2 separate regions of the Homo sapiens genome follow, and region 1 is linked to region 2. Evidence: read pairs that join two places in POLR2A ChIA-PET (ENCODE). Cell type or tissue: MCF 10A. All regions are shown on one strand. Each heading gives the region's core, and the rest is flanking DNA. Links, peaks and the distances in the headings are about the cores only.

Region 1 (4,398 bases), core at 81-4,080, 240 kb after region 2:
GGCAAAAGTGAGACCACATTTCTTCATGGCAACAATTAACTAGAGCTGAGTAATGACTGTCCCTTTAAACAGGGCACACATGCTTCAGTCCCCCAGAGTCCCTGCTGATGCACATTGGCTCTAACACCTGTCAACTTCACTCTGCCAAAGTATCTGCCTGCCCAGGAGGCATTCATAAATGCAATAAAGGACCTAGTAAACATAGGCCCCATCCTAGTCCATTCAAGTTGCTATAACAAAATACCTTACACTAGGTAGTTTATGAATAACAGAAATGTATTGCTCACAGTTCTGGAGGCTGGGAAGTCCATGAACCAGGCACTAGCAGATCTGGTGTCTGGTGAAGGCTCACAGATACTTCATAGATGATGCCTCTTGCTGCATCCTCACCTGGTAGAAGGGACCTGGGAACTCCCTTCAACCTCTTTAGCAAGGTCACTAATCTTATTCATGGAGGCTCTGTCTTCATGACTTCATCACCTCTTAAAGCCTCCATCTCTTAATACTGTCACATTGGTGATTAAGCTTCAACATATAAATTCTGGGGGAACATATTCAGACTATAGCAGACCTTTCAGTAAGCAGACACATAGCAAGTGTATTCTTCTCCATGTTGCTTTTTACTACTTCCACTGTCACAATCCAAGCCTTACAGGATGGACATAGAGGTTCCATGGGTTACACAAGACCTTGGTTCTTGCCCCTCCGTATACCTCCAGTATGGAGATCTAACCTCTCAGCAAAACACTTAAAGCCCTTCCACATCCAAGTTCCCACATGCCTACTAAACTCTATATTCTATGCCACTGCAAACTCAAATATCTAAACTGGCTTTCCTATTAGGTAGGACATGAACCAGCAGTTCTTTGCCTTTGTTTGTGTTATTTCTTCTTCCAGAAATGGGCCCTCTCACCTCTCACTGTCTGGTTAACCCTTCATCTTTCAGCCTTAGCTCAAGTATCACCTTCTTGTTGAAGTCTTCTCTGACCACTCTCTCCAGACAGAATGAAATACTCCCTTCTCTCTGTCCCTACAACTTGGACAATTATATGAACACAGACCCCTGTGACTGTCTCTCCCAGGAACCACAACACCTTACCTGATCCCCGGGACTCAGTACAGTTCCTGGTTGGTTTTCAGGCACATTTGTTGCTGCACGAGTCATTAGATAAGATGTATCCATCTAGCCATTGAAATATCAAGGAAATGCTTTACTGCTATGGTCAGGTTGTGCACCACACCACTGAAGGAAGCACCGTAGACATAGATCAAAATAGGAATGGAGCCCCCCAGATTGTACAGTACACAGCAGGATAGGTGGAGGACCTGCCCACAGCCCATCCTGGCCTTGGATGACATGGTCCTTCTTCATAATCATATCCAGTTACTGTTGACTTCTACTGAGTGTCACCCAGTCCAGAGGCCCTCACTGAGTGAAAGGGACATCTATTATTCTACAATTAATCTATTCAGTACAGAGCCTCATCTTCTTCCTCATAATCTTTCTCTCCCTCTGTCTTTTGGTTCTAGGCTTTAGTTCCTGACAGCCCCTGTGAAGGTATCTATAAGTTCTTTTCAGCTCTGATTCCAGGGATGGAGCTTACCAAACTATTTTCCATGCCACATGTCCCTCCTGCCTTCCTTCTTACCCGCTCCTGAAGCTGAAAGCCATGCCCTCCCATCCTTAGCTCATTCCTTCTTTCTAGGAGTTGGGCCAACAATTGGTGATCTGCACTAATCAGGTTGTCCAGGTTAAAGGACCTCCTCTTCACTACTCTTTGCAAAAGATCCTGTGTTTTTTTGTTTTGTTTTGTTTTCCCTGTAGCCTGTATTCTTTGAAGTATTTCCTCATACTCTACCCCCAAGCTAGGTAAGACTATCCTGGCAGCCAATCTGTTATTGACCTAGAGTCCTCTGGTCACCTGACCTTTCCTGGCTGTCTTCAGGTGAGGACAGTGATTGTCTGCACTCGTTCATCTCCACCCTACCCCACCTCTGTTTCTTGAATTGTCATATGATCTACAGCCTAAGAGTATGCCCAAGGGTGCCAGGGAAGTGGGCCTAACCTACCTTCCACAGGTTCCCCATGCTGCCCTGAGTGAAACCCTTGTGAATCAGAGGGGCAGGGGGCTTGGAGCTTAGAAAAGGATTAGACAATATGAGGAAGTTCGGTTTTCCAGTGGAGACAGGCTGCTTCGTAAGTGCTGATACTTACAAAATAAGTTTGCAACTCTCTGTGGAGTTTACCATTGTTTCCAACGTTGGGAGGATCTGTGTCTGTACTTCCTTTCCCATCGTGCCTAGAACAGGGTGGATTACTAAATGTCGATGGCTGATGTGTAGGTCTAATATGGCCATCACTGCTCTTAACCTCTCCCTCTGGTAGCGGTACCTACTGCAATGAGTTACTTCTTCATTTCATTTGATTCATGGGGGCTGCCTGCCTGGCCACTGGTCTCGGCATGTGACCTAAGCCAGATAATCAAATAACCCATCTCCATGGCCATAGTAACTTGCCAAGACAAGGGTGGCATGTGACCCACACAGACCAATTAGGGGTTTTCCCTGGGATTTTATATATAGGCTCCAGGAAAGAGAAACTCTTTTCTTCCACTGGAGTTTCCAACTAGAGTGATGTAAGCCTACGGCTTACATAGTTTGGGACCAGGCCTCCCTCCCACTCTTCCTCTCTTTTGCCTCTGGAATGTATGAAGTCATACATTGAGAGAAGCAGACTTGGAGGTAGGAAGAGAAAAAGATGGCAAAAAGAATTGGGGAGAAAAGGAGAGAAAGAACAGTGGAGGGAAGAGAGAGGCCCACCAGGATCCAGCACATTTTTAAATTTTTTTGAGATAGGGTCTCTGTCACCCAGGCCGAAGTGCCGTGGGGCAGTCTCACTGCAGCCTCAACCTCCAAGGCTCAAGCAATCCTTCTACCTCAGCCTCCTGAGTAGCTGGGACTAAAGGTTTGTGCCTCTGTGCCTGGCTATTTTATCTTATTTTATTTATTTATTTATTTATTTTGACCTCTGAATTTTTTTTTCTTTTTGAGACAGTCTCGTTCTGTCACCCAGGCTGGAGTGCAATGGCATGATCTCGGCTCACTGCAACCTCTGCCTCCCGGGTTCAAGCGATTCTTCCGCCCCAGTCTCCCAAGTAGCTGGGATTACAGGCAACTGCCATCATGCCCAGTTAATTTTTGTGTTTTCGTAGAGACGGGGTTTCACCACGTTGGCCAGTCTGCTGACCTCAGGTGATCTGCCCGCCTCAGCCTCCCAAAGTGCTGGGATTACAGGTGTGAGCCATCACGCCCAGCCTGACCTCTGAACTTTTTATTGGCCTCCTGCTCCCCAGAGAGTACCCTGCTTCTCCTGGCTTAATGTCTCAGAACTTTGGTGTCACTGGTCTCAGACACCACTTTGCCATCCACTATCTGGCAGGTGGTGGTCTTTTGGATGGTTTTCATGGAGTTGCTGATGTCCAGGGCATCACCAAGATTGAAGTCCTCGCCGTCTTCCAGCAGGTGGTGGTAGTGGTGACCTCAACCTCCAGCTTGACCTTAATATTCAACAGGGCCTCATACTCCTTGGCCTGGCGCTGTCCCTCTGCCCAGGTCTGTGCCAGCTCTGACTCCAGGTGCAGCAGGATCCTGTTGAGCTGCTCCATCTGCAGGGCATAGTGGGCCTCCACCTCCCTCAGGCTGTTCTCCAAGCTGGCCTTCAGGTTTCTCATTGAGTCCAGGTCAATCTCCAAGGACTGGACCGTACATCTCAGCTCCATGAGTGTCATCTCAGCAGCTCCAACCTCGGTGGACTGTGTGGTGACCACTGTGGTGCTCTCCTCAATCTGCTGAGACGAGTACTTGTCCAGCTCCTCTAGGTTCTTCTGAGCCAACTTGTCATATTGGGCCAGAATGTCTGCCATGATCTTGGTGAGGTCCTGAGATCTGGGGGCATCTGGCTCCACAGTCAACCCAGAGCTGGCAGTCTGGGCTTGCAGACCTTTTACTTCCTCTTCATGGTTCTTCTTCATGAAAAGAAGCTCCTCCTTGAGAGCCTCAATCTCTGTCTCCAGCTGCAGCCGAGTGACATTAGTGTCATCAATGACCCTGCGGAGTTTATGGATGTCACTCTCCACAGACTGGTGCATGGCCAGCTCTGTCTCATACTTGACTCTAAAGTCATCAGCAGCAAGATGGGCATTGTCGATCTGCAGAATGATGTGGGCGTTGTCCACAGTATTTGTGAAGATCTGAGCCCTTAAGTCCTCGATGGTCTTGAAGTAATGGCTCCAGTCTCTGACCTGGGGTCCCTTCTTCTCCAACTGCTCCCAGATTTTGCTCTCCAGTTTCCGGCTCTCAGTCTCCAGCCTCCTCACTCTGTCCAGGTAGGAGGCCAGG
Region 2 (4,353 bases), core at 1-4,000:
AGCAGCCAGCGTGAGACCATGAAGGCGTACAGTGCTTTGTGTATGACATTTGGACCCTTTCTAGGACTTCAAACAAATTATTTTTGGATTTTTATCTCAAGAGGAAGAGCTTGATTTGTATTTTACGGCCCTTGGTGTTTTATTTTGGCATTTTCTTTGGTATCTGGGCCCAAGTGATCTTGCCTGTTACCTTCTTTTTATTTAATGACCTTTAACTCAAATCAACTTTTGGTTGCAACTTTAATAGTTTTTTATTTGACTTGCATTTGTAAACCTAGGGTTTTATAGACTCAGGAAGCTATTAAATCTCTGGGGGTTCCCCTTCTCACTCTGCATTACAACATAGTGTGTAATTTAACTATTTAATGTCATCCTTATGTTTTCAGTGCCTTTTGCTAAGCCAAATCTTATCTCAGCCTTAAAAAAAAAATAGTCCATAAACTCTCTGTGGTGTAAGTCAAGTGTTTGCACAGTACAGCCATAGAATGTACTGATAATCGGAAATTTATCTTTTTTCAAGACATTGTTAATGGGATACCTCTCATAATTACACCTTTCAGAAAGAAACATTTTCCATTTCTGGTGATTATTTCACTATTAGATTTGCTGCTTTAGTTAATGGAGGCTGTTCCAAGAACAGGACAAGTATTCAGCAACCTGCATTTTTACCCAACATATTCATGGAGGAAAACAATGAGCAGTAATAAGTTAGAAGTTTCACAGATTGCACAGGAAATACATCCTGGATCCCATGAAGATTCAGCACTGGTGAGTTCTGGGCCAGCAGCATTCTCTACATTCTTTCTAAACTTCAGTTCCAAGCCCAGACTTGATCGTGGTTAACCCAGAGCAAAACACTGAGCATAATTTAAATGGCTCTTCTCAGATTCTTTAGTGAACCGTGTCTGCTTGTTCGAGAAATAAGTTTAATTACATGGTGGAGTTGTTAATGGAACCAAGACTTAATTACAGAATGGGTTTTAACTGTTGCTGTTCCTCATAGATAGTAGGTAGGCTGTGGCATGGAAAGATCAATTAAAGTTTCGCCATGGTCAGTGAATGCTGCTATGGACAAATCATTTCTCAAATGAACAACAACAACAACAAAAAAAAAAAACTTTCAGACCACAGCATGATTTGCAAAGAGTAATGGGTTCTACAGGCAGACAATATTCTGAATTCTGTTCCTTACCTACCTTCAGCAAGTCATTTAACTTAGTTCCCTCATCTGTGAAATGGAGATTTGATCAGAATATTGTGGGATTTAAATGTTAACATATAAAGCATACAAGCACATACAGGTGCTTCCAAAAATAAAAACAAAAAACCTCACTTCTTATTCCTCTTTAAAAAAAAAAAACAAAAAAAAAAACAACTTTTGCCCTTCTTACGTTCAGTAATTTCCATCATCAAAGTCAAATCTGGCTGTTTCCAAGGTCAGTGTCAGTTTTAAACATGTGATAGTAAATTGGTTCAATAAATTGTTTACTAAGGACCCTCTTCTAGCGCTATGCAAGGCACTGGTTCATAAGGCCAAGGGCACAGGTCCACATGGGTTTGAGTGGGTGATTTCAGGACCCAAGCAAACTTCAGCACCAAGGCAGCTATACTACAAATATATGAGGGTGGCTTAAATTAAAAAAAAAAAAAAAAAGCAGATGGCTTATTGCAAATCCATCACCACTTCTGGAAAGCTTCAAGAAGTGATGAATCTGCAAGGACAACCCTCTTCCCTATTCTTTCTGCCAAGTGACAGTAGGCAGTTGCCCTTTCTCCCTGGATTTGACTTTTGATTAATTCGCTTTGTCAGTGACATAGTTCTAAACTCTATTAAGTGTACTCACCCTCCTGTCTTCGAATCAGAAAGAAAAACAAATTATTTTAACACATCTCAATGTTTCTCAACCTTCTGCCTACAACTGCAGCTAGGAGAGTCCTCTAAGACCTTGAGGTTGATTATGTGGATTAAATGAGTAAATATTTATAATATCGTCAGAATAGTGCCTGGCACACAGCAAATGCAATATAAGAGTTTATTGGTGAGGTAGAACATTTCTCCTCTAACTCAAAAACAGAGGCACCTTAAGTTCCAGACATGATCCTCTTTCATAATCCTGTTCTATCTCTGCAGTTATAGAACAGAATCTACATGCTTCTGTTTTGACCCAGGAAAATCAGCTAGAGTGCTTGAGTCTGGCAGGAATTACCCAGAGCCCACAGCTGTCAGCTAGCTGTCTTGTTTCTGAGCATGCCCTCTAAGTGAGTGGTCATATGTACTTCCCTCTTTTTCACAAGGAGGCTGTAATTCTATTCCTCATGTGGCCCATCAGCTCCAGGGAGCAGTGAGCTGTGGAACTCCAAATCTTCTGAGCTACCATGAGCTATCCGTGAGTCATGGACCATGCAAGCCTAAGCGCTGATATTTTGCCCCTGCGCACACCAGCCCGCATCACACAAGATCGCTGATCCCAAGTGGTAGAAGGGCCGTGGGAGTGCTAGAGATGGAGAAAAGGGAATTCAGAGCATAGGAAATGCTCCAAAAGAGAATAGAATGTCAGCTGCCAAGGCAGTACGGAAATCAAAGGACAAGGGTTGACATCCGCCTTCAAGCATATTTTAGGCATTAGAGTCTAATGGAAAGGATACTGAGAGACAGGAGACCTGGGCTACTTCTGATACACTGTCTGATTTGAGAAAATCATTTCCCCCTCTGGCTTCAGTTATCTTGCCTGCAATGGGAAGATATTTGATTAGGCTGATAATTTCTAATATTTGGACCAGAACTCACAGTAAGACACATATATTTTATATTGTGACCTCAGTTAGACAGAGAGACACACATACCACTGAAACAAAAATTTCACAAAACAGTATGTATAACATACTTTTTCTCTTTCATTCAATGTTATTCTATTCCTTCTCCTCCTTTATTTCCTAACGCTAACTGTGGCCCTCTAAATTGATTTTGTAACTCATCGGTGGGGCACAGGCTGCACTATGCAAAACACTGGATTAGATCATCAATAAGCTCCCTTTCAGCTCTAAGATTCTAGGGAAATTCCATTTATAACCAGATTACTACCTACTACAATATTTCCCCAAAGGCAATACAAACAGACTTCAATTTTGTACATTCTTTAAAAACAAAAGACTGTAGTGCTTTATTTCAAAATGTCATTGGGAGAACTGCTCAAAATCTTACATAGGGTCTTTCTATAAATACTTGAAAAATTCCCTAAATATGGGAGGTGACTTTCAGTCTGTTCAAACCATGCATGAGCAGATAGTGCTTTGAAGCAAAAATAATAATAATAATCTTTTGCATCTCTGTCTCAATATGGCCCAAGGATGACTCAAGAGGACAGTTTCTCTTCTATGTATTCATAAAGATCAGATGTAGGAATCATAATTTTTTAATGTTACTGTTTTACCAGTTTCTCTTTCTGTGTCCTGCTGTGGGGGAAACTGCATTAATAAACTATGTCTTAATGCTGCCTAACTAGAATTTTTTTTCTCTGCAGGACACCACTAAATATAGCTAAAGGAATGCTTATTGTATTTATCTTTCCAACTTTCTTTCCATTTTGAATATGTCTTCTTGACACTTTGGAAATTTTTCTCCTAATGGCACCTTAGTTTTTTTTTTTTTTTTTAAATAACAGAGAACTAATTGTTCATTGAGTAACAACAACAAAAAAGAACTCCTTTTTTTCTCTTTCATCTGTGCCATATGGTGTCTTTTATGGTTTTATCAGTTATTTTACACCATATGCAGAAAAATGATGTAGAACTGGCATTTTTCCAGTACCAAGTCACAGATTTTACTTTGCTGAGAAATTGTGGGTTAAAAAATAGAGAGGTATCACTTTTAATTAGATAGCCCTACACCATGCATTTGTCTTTGCCTCTTTACACCTTCCTCATAGTGATTTTTTCCTTTTAATGTTCAGTAAAGACTTTGTCCTCACCTCACAACTGGCCTGGAAAGGCAAAGTGACTGGGGAATGATTAGTCATGACCTCTTTTTTTCTTCATTGTGGAAAATATACATAACATGAATTTTTTTTTTTTTTTTTTTGAGATGGAGTCTCGCTCTGTCACCCAGGCTGGAGTACAGTGGCGCGATCTCAGCTCACTGCAACCTCTGCCTCCCAGGTTCAAATGATTCTCCTGCCTCAACCTCCTGAGTAGCTAGGATTACAGGCGTGCACCACCATGCCCGGCAAATTTTTGTATTTTTTTGTACAGACTGGGTTTCACCATGTTGGCCAGGCTGGTCTCGAACTCTTGGCCTCAAGTGATCTGCCGGCCTCAGCCTCCCAAAGTGCTGGGATTACAGGAGTAAGCCACAGT

The links. ChIA-PET counts read pairs that join two places held together with the same protein. Peaks named below come from ENCODE experiments on the same cell type or tissue, not always from the same donor. Only the 100,000 strongest peaks of a DNase experiment are listed, where the experiment ranks them.
Region 1: POLR2A ChIA-PET joins it to region 2 with 6 read pairs; 2 of 35 experiments call an interaction of 5 or more read pairs at or near these places.

Annotation. Positions count from the first base shown.
Region 1 is chr11:35,856,869-35,861,266 of GRCh38, forward strand. It overlaps the pseudogene KRT18P14. Among named protein-coding and RNA genes, the nearest start is that of LDLRAD3, 85 kb to the right of the region's middle. In MCF 10A, for the core only: no CTCF peak of the experiment used is centred there; no DNase peak of the experiment used is centred there.
Region 2 is chr11:35,621,507-35,625,859 of GRCh38, forward strand. No RefSeq gene overlaps it. Among named protein-coding and RNA genes, the nearest start is that of FJX1, 5.2 kb to the left of the region's middle. In MCF 10A, for the core only: no CTCF peak of the experiment used is centred there; a DNase peak (open chromatin) is centred at 2,345.